Regions from separate parts of the Mus musculus genome. Here region 1 is linked to region 2. The links are chromatin loops, found by intact Hi-C in ENCODE. Cell type or tissue: heart. All regions are shown on one strand. Each heading gives the region's core, and the rest is flanking DNA. Links, peaks and the distances in the headings are about the cores only.

The links. Hi-C counts contacts between places; a loop is a spot of excess contacts. Peaks named below come from ENCODE experiments on the same cell type or tissue, not always from the same donor. Only the 100,000 strongest peaks of a DNase experiment are listed, where the experiment ranks them.
Region 1: a loop joins it to region 2, with 10 times the contacts of the local background. A loop is called at or near these places in 2 of 42 quality-filtered maps.

What each region holds. Positions count from the first base shown.
Region 1 is chr9:122,611,748-122,620,073 of GRCm38, reverse strand. No RefSeq gene overlaps it. Among named protein-coding and RNA genes, the nearest start is that of 9530059O14Rik, 43 kb to the right of the region's middle. In heart, for the core only: a CTCF peak has its summit at 4,567 (motif pointing left); no DNase peak of the experiment used is centred there; H3K27me3 peaks cover 298 bases.
Region 2 is chr9:121,790,121-121,798,446 of GRCm38, reverse strand. Hhatl (hedgehog acyltransferase-like) reads left to right here and starts at 5,940. Exons shown (of 12, transcript NM_029095.2): 1 at 5,940-6,184; 2 at 7,686-7,804; 3 at 8,037-8,104. The coding sequence starts at 7,699. It overlaps Ccdc13 (coiled-coil domain containing 13), which reads left to right. Exons shown (of 16, transcript NM_028384.1): 16 at 208-820. The coding sequence ends at 367. It also overlaps a transcript of Klhl40 not described here. In heart, for the core only: no CTCF peak of the experiment used is centred there; DNase peaks (open chromatin) are centred at 3,226, 6,076, 6,486 and 7,006; H3K4me3 peaks cover 1,610 bases; H3K27me3 peaks cover 3,393 bases.

The DNA of each region.
Region 1 (8,326 bases), core at 37-8,036, 820 kb before region 2:
CTTTAGTCAAACACTGCTCAGCACCCAGAGGCTGATGCTTAGTAATCCCCTGTTAGTCCTTCACTAACACAACCCTTCACCAAGGCACAGTGAAACTCCCGCATTGCCTGGCAGTGGAGCAGGACCTTATACAGGAAGGTTGGCCCTGAGAGGGCAGGTAGATAGCAGGCTGTTGCTCCCTAGTTGGACCCAGAGACAGCACGAACCAAGGGGGATGAAACCTTATATTTCCCAACTCTTAAGCAGCAACTCACTTCTGCATACCTCAATATCACTGCCCCACCCCTGCCCCAACTAGAACAAGAGTGTCTCCTCGTTTAAAGCCAGAGGGAAATGTCCTTATCTACAGAGTATGGGCCCCAAGCCCAGCGTCCCTGCTAGAGAAATGGCTTGTGGAAACTTTGTACCTAAGGTTGTCAGATGTCAACCATCAGTCAGGCTCAGAACTGCAAGAATGGACGGTCTGAAGAAAGCTGGTTCAAAGAACTGAGATGAAATACCAACAAAGCCTGCACACTGGACCCTTTGTCTATCTGTGCTCTTCATAGAGAACAGTCTCATTCACAAGTATTGACAAAGAGATGAAATGACCATTCACCAAGGACTTCTTGGGTTGTTGTGAATTGATTAGTGATGGAAGCTTCAGCCACTAGAGAAGACTGATAGAATTCGGAATGGCCCAGGAGCCAAAACAGCGCTGTCCCAGTGCATTCCCAGGATAAGAGGCAGTCATACAGGAATACAATAGCTTCTGTGTTGGCTGGCTCGTGGTCTCTCCTCTATCCCAAGCCTTGCTGCTTACCTAGCCAACTCTGGAGGCTGCTGAGGGTCTCTTCCCTTCTACCCTAGAACCTTGGAGCTAGGATGGACTGAGACCTTGGTCTCTCCACGTCTGAGACGTGGGTGCGACTCACTGGATGGTCTGTAAGAAATATGGGTGCTGGTGATGCTCTTGGAAGGTTGGATGGACGCGACAAAGTTGTTCTCGCTCCTAATGTCTTCCCCTGTGTGGATAAAGCGCTCCTCACCACGGTTCCACGTGCATGCATCCCTACACGTGGGGGACCAAGGTTGATGTTGGGGATTATTTTCCTTGATGACTCTTCCACCTTCGGTTTTGAACCTGGGCCTCTCTACGGAGCCCAGACTGAGCTGGCTCATAGGGCTAACTTTTTCAACTTGACACAAACTAGAGTTTGTGAGAGGGGGGAACCTCAACTGAGAGAGTGTCTCTAGAAGACTGGCCTGAATGCAAGCCCGTGGGGCACTGTCTTGATGAATGATTGATGGGGAGGATCAGACAGTTGTGAGAGGTGCTACCCCTGGGCCGGAAGTTCTAGAGTGAATAAGTAACAAACTGAGCAAGGCAGTGTGCAGAGTTCCTCCAGGGCTTTTGCTTCAGTTCCTGCCTTAGCTTCCCTCAGTGGGGTGTGCCAGAACATAGGTAAGAACCCTTTCCTCCCCAAGTTGCATTTGGTGGATGTTTTTAGCACAGCAATAGAAACATAACTAAGACACCCCAGCCTCCAACGTCTCAGGATGCATTTACAGCCACCACTTGGGTTTCTGGGGGCTCTGAACTCTGATCCTCACCCCTGTTTCAGTGGCTAAGGTGCTTTAACCACCGCTCCATCTCCCCTCGCCTGAAGGGAGTTTTGCTGCTAAGAGATCAGCAAATAATCAAACAGCAGTAAGTCACACTCTGGCTCAGAGGTGTGCTGTTGCTCTATCACACTGTAACTTGAAACCGGTAAGAGTGAACAAGGTGTTAAAAATCTAAGACTAAGACTGAGTTTTAAAAATAGCAATTGTCAGGCCTATCCATATAATCCTTTGTATTCTGATGAGCCAGCTGCAGTGGGAGAAGGGTGACTGTCCCTTGTGGTAGCTGGCACCCTGCTTTGCTGGCCCTTGGTTAGTAACTGTTAACCCTGTCCTGCCCTGGTGGAGGCAATTTGTAGGGACTTAGAGCTTTGCTCCCCACTAGGAGACCTCCATTGTTTCTGGTTTTACTGGAATCTACGGATACTCAAGGCACCATACCTCACATGTCAGTGTTACCTAATGCCTGTGTCTGGGGCGGGGGTGGAGGAACAGGTTTTTCTGAAGCAATCAGAATTCCTTTAATGGAGAACTTGGAGCTGGGAGAAGTAGGTCAGCACTTGGAGCAGCTGGTTATAGCTCAGCCAGGGAGCTCAAGACCCTGTGTGGCTGCGATGACTTCAGGTTCAGATCAAGTCTAGGGCCATCCAAAGCCTTATCTCAGTGTGTTTCCTGATACTGGGAACAGAGAATATTGCTGCGTCTATCAGAACTGAGGTGTGTGTGGAAACTGCCATTCTAACTGAAGGCTGCTGGGGCATTCGATTAAAAAAAAAAAATAGTGAGAGGAAAAAGGCTGGCTTTCTCGAGTCTTACTTAAGAGCTTAGAAGCTACCACCTTTACAAACAACCTGTTCATACTATCTTTTTCTCACACACAAACTGAGAAAACTGGAAAATAGGAGCTATAGAACCCTGCTCAGGAGAGAACTCGGGTGGTGTGGTGCTTGCCGTGCATGCGCGAGGGCCTGAGTTTGGATCTCCAGTCCATGTAAAAAGCTGCACATGATGGCTCACAATCCTTGTGCTGAAGAGGCAGAAATGGGAGGCTCCTTGGCTCCTGCTGGCTACAAAATCTTACTGGACCCATGACTATGAACTCCAGGCTCATTGAGGAATCCTGTCTCAAAAAAATAAGGCAGAGAGTGACTGAAGAAGACACCCAACATTGACCAATAGCCTTCATATAAAAGCACACACATGTGTATATATCCCCCTCCCATGTGCCCAATACATACATGCATGAAGTGTGCTGCATACACACATACCTCTTAACACAATAACATGAGAAGCCAAAAATATGTATATGTATAAAAAAAGGTATTTAAAACAGGAGACAAATTTTAATAATGGGCCTTCGCATTGACTGTGTGCTCAGTCCTTTCCTTAGACAGAACAATGTTGATGACATTATGTCTCTTTAGAAGGTTCTTCAGTTTATCAGACAGAGCTAACAATAGACATCGAATGTGACATCTCACATCCCGGACTTCTGCAGGAAGTGATTCGAGTCACATAAGCACACAGGCTTAGAGGAAAATCACCGCACACTCGGAAAATCACCGCACACTCGGAAAATCACCGCACACTCACGCATACAACTGAGGGCTCTCAGTGTTCTTATCCATTCGCCTTCTCTAGATTGATAATGACTGGCTAAGGAAGCTTGTGTAGTTGTGTACTTGTCTGGATCTTTGTTTTAAGGACATTATCTCAATAGGAGAGAGAGAGAGAGAGAGAGAGAGCACTGTTGTTCCTCCCCAGATATCCAGACATGTGCATATGTGAATGCTATACTGGGCACATACAGCAACATACTAACAGACTAAGTTCATCACTATCAGTTGTGAAAGCATGGATAATTGTCTGTCAGTCTGCATCTTTCCTCCCCACAGTGAGTTATCTTCTGTTTGAACAGCTAGGAAAGGAAAGTGTCCAACACAATATGGCTGGTGCTAACTTGCTGCCTGGGAAGTTTCTAAGACAGGGGTTCCAAGAGCCCCAAACACTTTTTCCACTGGCATAAAGAATTTATCAGTCATCACTTAGGAAACCCAGAGCCAGATATCACCAACAAGACCAAATTCTACCTTGGGCTAAAGGACTCTCCACAGGCCTCAGGGTAGCTGAGACATGGGACCTCAGCATGGCAGATCAAAGAATGAAGCATTTCCCACTATTTTTTTGGGGGGGGGGTGTTTAGCTACAAGATGGCTAAATAGACAAGTTTTAAGGGTTCATTTTCTGTTAGAAATATACAACTGTAAATTGAAGAGTGTCATTAATAATAGCACAGGATTTCAATGTTCCCATGAAAATCTGATATCAATCAGGACACCAGGAAAGTCAAAATATCTCACAGTCAATAAGAAGTGTGCAGACTCTGTGCAGGTCTTGGTTTCATTCAAACAGGTTCTAAGTGGCCTGAAGAACCCCTTCAAGTTCAAATCAAGTAAAAATTAATATATAATTAACCTCAAGTTAATTCAATCACAACACAAAATCTCACAAAAATGTTTCTCAACTCCATTTTCACATGCATCAGGTAGGGACTCTAAAATGTCAGAGATCTCCAGCTCAAATGTAACACCCAAGTGTTAGCAGACTGCAGGACAACACGGGTGAGCGGCTGCCACAGATGTCAGAGGTCCAGGTGTAAGAGTGTATGCCCAGTGATTCATGTTATAGATAAATCTGGCTTTGCAGAGGCTCCCTTTAGCATATTCTCTGCTAGAAATGACATCACTGCACCAGCAAAGCAGAGAGGTGACTGGGAGGTCACTTCAGGGTGCTCTCCTGAGCAAGCTGCGGAAGACTGGGGAAGAACCCTAACCCCACCAGGCAGAAAGTTCCACGAGGAGGAGGGAGAAGGGAGGAAGGAGTGACCTGTAGCAGGGCCACTGGCTATTCGCTACATTGGGCACACAGCCATGGGGCCCCTGCTCTGCTCTAGGCTGCCCCCTTCTGGGCACTAAGAAGTATGGCATATGCCTTAGATCCTCTTCAATCCCAGCCTGACTTTCATTGCTGTCTTTTCACCTCTCCAGTTGTGCTAAGGAGGGTGCATGGACCATTACAGTCCTCTCACAACGATGGGCTTCTCCTGAGTTTGTAGACAACTTGATCAGAATTTGTTAACTTGTTGCCTGGTCATCAAACACTAGCCTGTGAGTCAGCTTTATACAGATGGTCTGAAGGGAAGTGATGGTCTAACCCTAGGGCCACACTGTCCCAGCCAAACTCTCCAAGGAACAAATGGGAAACAGGAAGAGAGACAGGCAGAGCTTAGTTCCCTCTCAACTGATGCAAGGCGGAGCCAAAACTCAGCAGGTGTGATGGAAATTCTAAATCTCCCGCAGGAATGTGGGCTGTGCTTGCAGAATGGCCTTGGCCAGCAACTCATGCAGCCCTGCTTCCTAGGTATGGTAGGCTCTACTTCAGAGGTCAGGGGTAGGCTGCAACTGCTGCCTTTCAAGGTTTTAGTGTGCAACTCATTATTCCCAGTTGAATCTTTCTTCTTGTTGTGTTTATACACTACTAATCCCTTCCCTCTGTGAAACAGCTCAGGCCTTTATCCCTTTCAGCATCTCAGTATGGATTGGCTTCTAGGCTCCCATAGGAAAGCTTCAATCAGTTCTTTGTTACACGGTGGGAAATACCTTCCACCACCCCTTCAACAGGGTTCCTACTGCACATGCCAGAACTCTGCTTAAATCATTGGTACTCTGGGGGAGGAGGGAGTCTCCTTTAAGACACCTTTCCTACCCCAAAGTCATAAAGACACATGTGTTTTCCTTCTAAACGTTTTAAAACATGCCTTACATTTAGTCTGGGATGTAGTCTGGAAATTTTTTTTTTTTTTTTCCGAAACAGGTTTTTTCTGTATAGCCCTGGCTGTCCTGGAACTCACTCTGTAGACCAGGCTGGCCTTGAACTCAAAAATCCGCCTACCTCTGCCTCCTAAGTGCTGGGATTAAAGGGGTGTGCCGCCACTGCCTGCTGTAGTCTGGATTTTTTTTTTTTTAATGTCACATTTGAGAACCATATCCAAATTTATAGTTAGCTCCCTGTATGAAAAGGTAAAGCAAAACAAACAAATAAACAAACAAAACCCAAACCGAAACAGTAGCAAATCCCAGGCATCCAGCAGGGAATTCTGAGCTGGCTTCCTTTGCCAACTGCTTGACAGTGCCTGCACCCCCCCTTCCCTGCCCCCCCCCCCCCCCCCCCGCCTCGAAAGCTTCGGAGGTGCGACTCTGCAAATGCTTTCTTCTAACACTATGTAACTCAGGGTCCTCGATAGCTCAAGCTGGCCTTGAGCTCCTGGTCATCCCCCTGCCTCTGTCTCATCAGTGCTGAGACTACAGGTGTGCCCACCAGAACCATTTATGCCAAACTAGACTCTCTGCAGGCTAGGCAAGCACTTTATACCAGTTCCACACCAAGTTTGTGAATACCGTTATTGAAACTGTATCGAAGTGATATGCTAATTTGGGGGAAGCTGCACCCCCCCCCCATTTACAGTATTAGTTTGTTTTTATTTAAATATTCTTTCTTCAGAGGAAACTTCACAGCTCTCTGCGCTCTGGTTCCTTCGCTATTAGATTTATTTCTGTTTCTCACTTTCCAGCTAATGGAATCCTTCAAACTTCATTTTCTACTTAGAAGTCACTCGTGCTTAAGAATGTTACCAAACTAGTCTCTGTCAAAATTCCCAGATGCACGGAATGCTTCTAATTATGTAGATTATCTGGGATTTTCCAGATAGACTGCCATATGGGTTTCAGAAAGTTGAAATTTCTCTCCTTTTCAACCCTTCTAATTTCTTTGTTAAGTCGCAGATCCTGGCCCTTCAGGATGCAGGAATCGGTGTCGGGGCTGCATTTCTTACATATTACTTACTGACCAAGATGTTTACTTTAACTTCTTGATAAATATCCTTTATTCGTGCTTGCTGGTAATTTTTTTTAAATTGAGAATGAATGTAAATTTCTGTAAGAAATCATTTCATTCATTCATTGAAACATGTTAGCACGTGACTGAGGTCAATTTACATTAGCTTTTTATGTAGAGCCGCCATGTGTTTCCTAGGCTTCTCCTGGGCTTTGCTAATAGATTTCTGCATTCAGCTGACTGGTAGGCCATTTAGAATTCCATTGCCAACTTCTGTCTCAGAGCCGTCACATTCGTATGTGTGTATTTGTGTGTGTATATATGTACGTGTGTGTATATATATATGTATGTGTGTGTGTACTATACATACATATATACCATACACACACACATACATATAGAGTCAGACATTTTCAGAAGTTTTTAGTTACAAGTTAAAAAACTACTTTCATGAGAGTTTTATAAAGATACCCTGGCATCGTGTAGCTATCTGATTTTGTTTGCAAGTTTCATTTACATCTTAGGACCTGCCATCAATGGACACTGAAATCAAATATAGGTTGCCGAAAATAAAGTGATTTTCCGAGTTGCCTGCTTGCCCCTGCAGGGTCTAAAGGCAGGTGAGCTGGTTTGAGCTTGTGGGAGCTCAGGAGGGCCAGGTCTACCCGGGCCTCATAGCATCCTGGTCCTTTTCCCTTATATCAATAGATAAGCAGTTTGGTATTCTATTCACTCCTCAGAGATACCACACAGATCCCAGGGAAACAAAATCCCTCTTGGTTTCTTGCCTCCTCCAAGCCCTAGCCAGCATGGATGGTTTACTTCTGGCATTTTCTCTTCTCCTTGCCCTTACACCAAAGGAACACAGGCGACATAGAAGGGGCAGCAGAATGAAGTCACTTGACCTACAGAAAGGACATCAGAGTAAGAGAATCTGGCAGAGAAGCTAGCAGTACTGGGGCCAGGAACATGATGCTGACCATGGAGAAAGGATCTTGGTATATCACCAGGGACATTCATAGTCCTGTGACCCCGCCTCACTTAGGGCTCTGTGCAACAACGGTTACTGGCTCAGCCAGCATTTGCTAACATCACACATGCTCTGGCTGAGCCTAGGATCCAGCAGCTCTTTCCTTCTGGGAAATCCCACCATTTCAATCAAGGCATCTAGCCTCAGAAGAGAGATGTAGACTGCTAGAGAAACACACACACACACACACACACACACACACACACACACACACACACACACGAGGGAGGAGACCAATCCTGAAATAAAGTAACGCCATATGAATTTCACAGAGCTGTGTGGTTTAAGTTTCATGTGAAGGGTCTGCTGCTATGGGAAATAAACCCAGACGTTAGTCATTGTGGAATGTGATGCCATCCTAGCCATCTATGAATTTGTTTGATTCTTGCTCCCTTCCTCCGTGGTACTGCTATTATCCCCACTAACACCTCAGAAAGGGTAGCCTGCCCAGAGGCACAAGGCTCCTGTGACCAGGCTTTTTTTTTTTTTTTTTTTTTTTTTTTTTAGATTTATTTAGTCTACATGAGTATATTTTTGCTGTACATTACAGATGGTTGTGAGCCACCATGTGGTTGCTGGGAATTGAACTCAAGACCTCTGGAAGAGCAGTTAGTGCTCTTAACCACGGAGCCATCTCTCCAGCTCCATGACCAGCCCTTTAAATACTGGCTGTGTTTCCCCACAAAATGCAAAAAGGACCCTACAGAAATAGCCTTGGGGTGGCATGTGGGGTAACTTACATGAGAGGTACCCTCACATAGAGGCAAGGACAGAATTTGAGGCTGGTATCTGAGTAACATT
Region 2 (8,326 bases), core at 68-8,067:
ATATATTACATACACATATATAGTACATATATATATATTATAGGGGAAAACAAAACAAAACTAGGAATCTGGGTAGTTGAGGTTACTGGGGGCTTCTGGGTCAGTACTGTGAATAGGCTCAGATGCGTGAGAATCTTGAATCCGCACCATAGCTTCTTCTCCAGGCCCTGGGCCCAGTGCACTCAGCCCCGTCTCCCTCTGGTCCAGGCTGGCCATCCAGATGGAAGAGAACGGAATACTGAGGGACGCCCTGGGCAGTGCCCTGAGAGGGAAGGAGGAGGACTTCCGCATGTACCACCAGACCCTGGGCCAGGTGAAAGGGGTCTTCCTGCAGGCACTACGGCAGCAGAAAGCCAACAAGCAGTAGAACACAGCTGTTAGCTCAACTCCTGGAGGACCAACACTTCAGGTTCAGGCAGCGCTCACTCGGCTCCTCCTAGAAGCGGTTTGGTGTCGTAGCAGAGCAGGCAAGCTGAGGATACCTGAGCAGGGGCGGAGCCAGCCAGGGGCGGAGCCAGCCAGGGGCGGAGCCAGCCATTCCTGCCTGGTGGCTGGTGCGTTTCCCTGAGCAGGTGCTGTTGTCCTTCCTTGCCCTAGGGCCTCTCTGGGGCCCTGGGATGCTACTACGGGCTCTCCACACATAGATGAGCCCCTCGGTGCTTCCTGATGGCTCATCCACCTGGAGCCATCTAGCCCTCCCCTGTAGCCCCTCACTCGGCCCTAGCACCCACTGGCCATCCTGCTGTGCCCAGCCTCTCTGTGTACTTACTGCACAGGGCAGAGCCCTGAGCTTGAAATAACAAGTCTACTTTCACAGTCACGACAGCTCTCGTGGAGTGTGTTTGTGCCCCTGCCAGGAAAACCTGGCCCTTGGTAGGTAGGGCTTACAAGTGAGGGCCCAGGCTTCCAAATAGAAGTTGAGTCAATAGGTCATTCTGGTGGTCCTGAGTCCAAAGCTAGGGTTTCCAGCTGAGTGAATGCCCAGAGCTCTGGATGGCCCCAAAGCTCCACAGCTCCACCCATAACTGCTCCAGAGGTATAGGTGCTAGAGTCAGAAGGCAATCTAGGCAGGGCTGGGGCATAGGGTACACAGGTGAGACAGTGGGTCTTGGGACATGGGCAGTGTGTCTTCGTGGCAATGGTGAGCTAGAGGGTGCTGCAGGAGCAGCTCAGGATACCCTCATCTCAGTGACTGTAACAGTGTCATCCCCTTGAGTGCAGTTATAGCCAGTCATACGTAGACCCAGGGAAGGTCACCCATAGCTATAACACAGAGCATCCATGCATGCTCACACACAGACACACAAGCAGTGCTGTACAAGCATTGAACAAATGGGTAGACACATGCAGGTCTATGGCTGTCAACACATTTCCTCCCATGAGACACAACCATGTGTGTAGCTTGTGACACCGTGGCAGTACTCTCTGGAAAGCCTGGGTTTCCTGAGACCCTGGGTGTTCAGTCCATTCTCGGGCCACCCAGAGAGTCCTGAAATCTCACAGACAGATGCAGCTGAGGCCATTAGGATGAGGTGGCAATTCCAGTACCATCCCAAGAGTCTTGGGGAGAAAGAGTGTTCCCCTGGATGCTTATGCAAGCAGTGGGCAGAGAGAGGACGGGAAGGCTTGTGCTCAGAAGGGACAGTATGTGACAAAAGAAGCAGGAGAGTCATGGGCACGTTCTGCAGGCACCGAGAAGCCTGAGAGAAGTCTAGACATGTGGGAGTGCAGGTGCCAGACCTCAGCAGAACCGATGGAGTGGGGAGCAGGCAGGGACCAGCCAGCCTCCCTTAGAGGGATGCATGCCTGCTGTGGCCCCTCTCCTGGGCAGCTGGAGGGAGGAGCCCTGGCTTGTGCAGGTCTGAACCATAGCTGGGAGCCATGCAGCTTCACCCCACTCAAAAGTAGCTCGGCTCTGGGCAGATCATTTACTCTCTCTACCTCAATCTCATCTACCTTCATCTCTGAAGTGGGACAGCACTAGAAACCTTGTTTGGAGGGCCATTCAGAGTAAGTCATCTTGCTAATGACTTCTGTGCAAGGACGAGTGTCCGTAGGCTGGTTTCATCCATGCCAGGGAGAGAGTGGTGTCGGGCAGTGGGAGAGAACCCACGTCCTGCCAGAGCTCTGGTACTCTGGGTGGGCGAACACAGGGGAGTGCGGCACGTTCTCTATGCCGCCCAGGTGAGCATCTGACTGTGGGAAGCCACGGAACCCCAGTCCTCCGGGGTAGAGAGTGAGCAGTCTGGGGTCTTTGGGCTTCACAGAGGCCAGAGACAACAGGTTCTCAGTCTTGGGCATCTCAGACATTTCTGTATGTTTCAGAAGAGCTGAGAACAAAGTGAGGGCCCTGGGGGCAGCTCAGTCAGCCCCAGGGCTGAAGGGAGAAGAAGGCAGGGGAAGAGGGGGTGCTGGGTGGTCCCCATGAGGGTGAGAGCGAGCCCTTGGTCCATGGCTGGAGCACAGGAAGGCCTTCCGGTGGGAGGTTAGACTCGGCTCTTTAGGGGAAGGCCTATTCCATCATTCAAGCATGGCGGGTCTTGATGAGCAGAGACTGTGTGTGATTTTAGAGCTTTATTATAGAAAGAAAGTAAGGGGGAAAGAAAGAAGGTAGAAAGAGAGAGAAGCTGTCCATGGCCTCGTGGAGAGAGAGGGGAAGGGAGGGGGAGAGAGAAAGCTAGAGATGAAAATACGAGAGGTGAGAGCTTAAGAGAGTGAGGAGGGGCCAAGCAGACCCTTTTATAGTGGGCTGGGCTATCTTGCAGTCGCAGGGTACCTGTGGGGAGGAGCATTGCCTGGTTAACTGTGGGAGTGGAGTCTAGCCAGGATATCAGGAGCTTGGGACTTTGTCTGCATGACTGATAGTCACAAGATTATGAAGTTGGGGGCTCTGTGTGTCAGGTGCCTATGTCTGTCTGGGCACATGGCTCACTGTTCTGTCCTTTATAGAGTTTCTGCTGGGTCTCTGGAATAAGTCTCACTCTACCAGAAAACAGGCTGCCTTTCACGGTTCCACAGAGTAGGAGGGGAAGAGGTCCTGCTGCCAGATGCCATAGTGGGTTTCATTTGTACCCTGTGGGGTGAGCTGGCATCTTACAGAGATTTGTCTGCATGGGCAGTCCTGACATATGCTGGCTCCTGCAGGAGCTGGACTTAAAGGCCCTTGAGTATAGTTTATAACACCTCCAGGCAACCTCAAACAATTTATATGGGGCTTTGTGCCAGGGCCCATCCCCCACCTCTGCTGGCTGAGGTAGACCAGATTCCCAGTGTCCCTCACTGCCCAGCACACACTGAGCTAGGACATTCAGTGTGTGTTGGGCAGCAACCAGTACACAGTAAACACTCAGTAAGTGCCCAGTCTCTGTATTCTCCCTCTTAAGTCAACACACACTTGCTGAGCAGTGTCTCCAGGCACAGAGGTGAGGTAAGGCAGATGAGCTCCCTGGGCACCAGCTGGGTAAGGTAGCTGTCTCCAGCTGACCCAAACAGACTCCACTGTTACCAGGCCCTTTCCCCATCCCCAGAGAGTCCAGGACAAGGTGGCTTCTAGTGGGAGTATCCCAAAGCAGCCTGTCTCACATCAAGTCCCCGTGAGCCAAAATCCCCTCCACATGTACCTCAGACTCCTACACTACATAGCATGCACATAGCTACCATACCCAGCCGCCACCCAGCATGCACTGCTCAGCACACCCAGGACACTTGCCCACATTTATGTTAGGAAGCAACATACAAAAGGCTGAGCCAAAGAGCCCTGGCCGTCCCTCTTCACAACTTTCTCATGGAGCCTTGAGGTGGCAGGAAGTAGCTCCCAGTCCAGTGCAGGCAGGTCTCGGCCCAGTCAGCTTCCAGTCCCTTGTTTGTTGGGCCAGTGCCCCACCCTACAGCCTCCGGCACAAGTGGAGGGCTCACCAGTCTCTACCCCTCTTCCTGACCTCACACAGGCCACCTTCCTGTGTGCTGCAGTGTCAGGTTCACCAGGGAGAGGGCCATTCCTGAGTGGCCCTGCCTCGGGGTCTGGCTCCCTAGCACCTCTGTGAGCAATGAGTTGTGCCCACAGGATGAGTCACTGGATCCCTCAAGAGCAAGAAACCCAGATAATAAATGAAAATCAGAGGCCCCAAAACAGTGGCTTCAACTTTTCACCCTTAGCACCTCCTGAGGGTGTCATGTTCAGTGGCACCTCTCCTGGAGAGACTCAAACATGTCTACTCGCCCCAGAGGGAACTGACCAAATAAGGACACCACCAAAGTCCAACTTGGTAAAGCAGTGAGTTTTATTGGGATTGCTTACAGGAATATGGGTGAGGGGTTACAGGAGCAGAAATGACTCAGGGACAGCTGCATCACCAAAGCCACCCCAGCACAGTGACAGCTCACAAAGCTGGAAGCCTAGAGCACATTGCACAGCCTGCAGGCCTCTCAGCGTGTTCAAGAGTTTCCCTTCCAGGTGGCTCAGTTGACCTAAGTCCCTTCCAGGTGTCTTGGTGCCCTTACAGGGCGTCTCAGCAGCCCTTACAGTTAAATTGGGAAGGGTGGGGTCTAGTGTATCTGGTCAGTTTCGGGGACTTGCTGAAGCTTCTGAGTTGTCTACTTCCTTAGTCATGAGGAGCTTCCTTCCCTGAGGATAAAATGTCTCATCTCAGAGGACACTGCTACACAGCACACCAAGTGCGTGGCCTGCTCACGGGGCCTCACCTGCTCTGCTGTGGATAGACTGAGGTCTCCCCCTGTGGGGCAGTCCCTCCCAGAGGCTACTGGATTTGACCTTGACTATTTCACCTTAGGCCTCAGTTTTCTTTCTACCAACTGGAGACAGTCCTTGTGGACTGTGGGGACATTAAAGAGAGTTACTCTTCCCACGTCCTGGCTATTATTATTTACTATCCATGATAGCTACTAGTTGTGCCTCAACACACTGCTCTGGTGTCAACCACACCTGCCCAGAAAGCCAGAACCTTGCTTAACCTCCCCTCATCCTTTGATCCCAGCCTCCTCTAGCATCCGGATCCCAGTCACAGCAGCAGACAGCCCCTCCACTGCAAACCCCTGCCCAACCCTGTTCAGGGTCGGAGGCCAGCATCATGGCTTCTCAGTCACTCAGGAGAGTATGTGTAGTGCCCTCTCAGCTGTGTCCTCTGGGCCCACGTGTCTGCATTCCTGGGAGGAAGCTCATGGCCTAACTTCCCAGGGTTTTTACAGGACCCTCCTGGGTAGAGGCATACCTTCTGCCCTGTCCATCCTCAAGTGAGCTTATATGGGAGGTCCCAGGGCCTTTCCTTGAGCCCTCGCACGTGAGAGCAGCCACACATCCTGACCCCTCTACTGTGGGGATCTCACCCCAGAGGAAGACTCAAGAGTGGAGATCTCCCGGGCCCTGCCCAGCGGGCCTCAGGTGCTTACGGATTTCACATGAGGGCTTCTTGCCTGCCACTAAGAGGACACCATCCATTCCAGGTGACCCTGATGTCACCCCTGGAGCCTCCAGCACCATGGTCCTTGCCAGTACCAATTCTACCAGAAATGCTAGCCCTGCCCTAACACCCGTGCCTGTCTAGCCCAGGCTCTTGTCAGGATGGAGGCGCAGGGTGGGAACTAGGTAGACCTGCCCTGGGCACCCTTGAGGGGTCACAGGTAAAGGCTGTGGCTGGAGTTCACAGAACCCAGGTGTGCAAGCCTGCACATACAGTATATGGGTGCCCAGGCAGTGGGAGCAGGGCTGACCAGAGTTCTGCAGAGATTGCCTGGAGGCCTTCCTGGAAGAAGAGATCCTGGCACCGCACAAAGAGAAGCACAGGCTTTCCAGGGCTGAGGAGAGGGAGGTCAAGTGAGGCCCAGGTGCCCCTGCCTGAGCCTGTGTCCCCAGAAACCTCCTCTCCCTCTCATCACCCCCACATCCTCCCTGCCACTCCCCGCAGCTCCCTGTGGCCAAGTGCACTGCAGCACTCGGCTCTGCTCCACAAACGGTCTGCTCCACTCCAGGAAGGCCACCTCCTCCCCCCCCCCCCACCTCCGGCTGTCACCACTCACCGCTCTAGCCTCCAGGGGGTGGGGACCCCAGAGCTGGACACACCCCATCGAAGCCCCACAGCTCAGCCAGCCGGACAGACTCACGGTCGGACTCAAGACCCCGGAGCCCTGAGGTGGGCAGCGCGCCAGGGTTCCTCGCAGCCTCTTCAAGGTCAGTGCAAGTTGGGTGTGCAGCCCTTTGGAGCCTTTGAGGTCTGTGGGACTCAGCTCAGAACCCTCATCCCAGACCACGAGCCCCAAGGTGGGCTTCACTCCAGGTGCACCTGAGCCAAGTGCTGGGCAAAGGGCGCCCAGGTCCACAGTCAGCACAGGTCCAGGGGTCCATCAGGAGGGGCCCCAGGCTGGGGGCCAACCCCTTGCTGAGGCCTCTTTGGGGACACTCCCCACCGGCCATGGGGAGCTAAAATTGGAAAGTGGCGAGTGGGAGGCAGCTGACACAGCTATTTTGTGCGCTCTTCATCCGCTCCGGTTTCACTCTCCTGCTCCACTAACCTGATCCTGTGCTTCCCTCCCCCACCCTGCCGATGAAGAGGTGTCTCAGCCCTCCAGCCACAGTGCAGAGGCTGCTCAGGAGGGCCAGGCCGGGAGCGAGCAGGGCCAGCGTGGTCTGGTCTGAGCCGGGACTCACCAGGAGCACCTGCCCTTCAGAGAAGCTCACTGGATGGCCTCCCGGGTCCCTGACCCTTTGTGACCCACACCTCTCTGTCAGTGTAGCAAGGAGCGGCCTCCCAGAGCCCCAACTACAGGGCTGGAGGAGACAGATCTGCAACTGGGAGATCTTGGGTTGGGAGAGATGGGGTGACCCTACCCATCTCCAAAAGGGCACTGCACCGTGTTCCCCTTTCCCTCGGTTCCAGGTCTGGACCTAAGCAACCACTGGAAGACTGGCGGCCAGGCTGAAGAGGGTGGGAGGGGCTTAGGTACTGGCCCAGACCCCAGGGATGGCCCAGCAGGGTAGCCAGAGGGAGTGACCAGACACATCCTGGACTTGATACCAGTCAGCACCTTGGACAGCAGCCAGCACCCTCCCAGTTGCTGCCTGGCCCTGCCTGGTCCAGCTCTGGCCACTCTGGGGCCTCAAAGAGCCCAACATCCAGCCTGCAGCAAGAGCTTAGACTACACAGCACTTCAAGGGGGACAGTGGGTGAACACAGGCAGGGACCTGAGATAAAACAGACTCACGGCTTGGCGGAGGAATGGAGTCAGCAGAGCCCGGAGTTGAGCGAGTCTGGGAAGTTAGTGCTAGAGGAGTTCACGGGATCTCAGGGGACCTCGTGGGCAGGGCTTTGCTGAGGTTAAGAGAGGCTCACTGTGAGACGGGAGAACTGACAGAGTCTTCCACCATGGGAAAGACCCCATGGTTGGGGAAGTCTTGCAGGAACAGTTTGGTGTCCCAAACTTGTCAGCCCATCAGAGAGGTATGAAGGAGAGGAAGCTAGTCTGTGCGAAGTCTGGGCTTTGGAGAATCTTCAAAGGAAGCAAGATTGAGAGCTGCAGAGGAAAGGAAGAAGGTGTCTGGGTGTGTTGGGGGGGGTAGATTTACTGACAGCATCCCCAGGGGATGGCTGAGTGGACCAGTCTCCTCAGAGGGTCCACCAGGGGAGGCGAGGCAAGGCTGGGACTGGGGGTTCTCACTCATGCTTCTCCTTCAGCCCTCTCCAGGCCATGGGCATCAAGACAGCACTGCCTGCAGCTGAGCTCGGCCTCTATTCACTGGTGCTGAGCGGTGCCCTGGCTTATGCCGGCCGAGGTCTCCTGGAGGCATCACAAGGTAACGGGGGGAAGAGGGGGGTCTGGGACAGGAGCTTGGAAAGCCTCAGAGTTCTGACCAACAGGCCAGAATCTTGGAGGCTGCAGACCCTGAGGATCCTCTAGGCCCCGGATTGGGCACAGTTTCAAAGACCCCTGCAGCCCAGAAAGCCCCCCTTTCTCCCTCCTCAGGTGGGGTGGCCCAGGGAAGGCATATATGCGGCCCCTACTCATAGGCTACACTTTGTTCTCAGATGGGGCCCACAGGAAGGCCTTCCGGGAGTCTGTGAGACCTGGCTGGGAGTACCTGGGCCGGAAGATGGTAAGTTTCCCGTGCCTCTCTGGTCCCTGGCCCCTGGACACACCACACCCCACGTCCTTCCCTACTCTATTCTTGCTGTTGTTCTCATGCCATATGGCAAGGAAGGCTCTGCCTTGAACTTCAAGACCTTCCGGCTCATTTTGTACAAGCTAGACCGCTGGTTCCTGCCTTCCAGAACGAGGCAATGGTGGTGGCGGTGGCGGTGGCGGTGGCGGTCAGGGG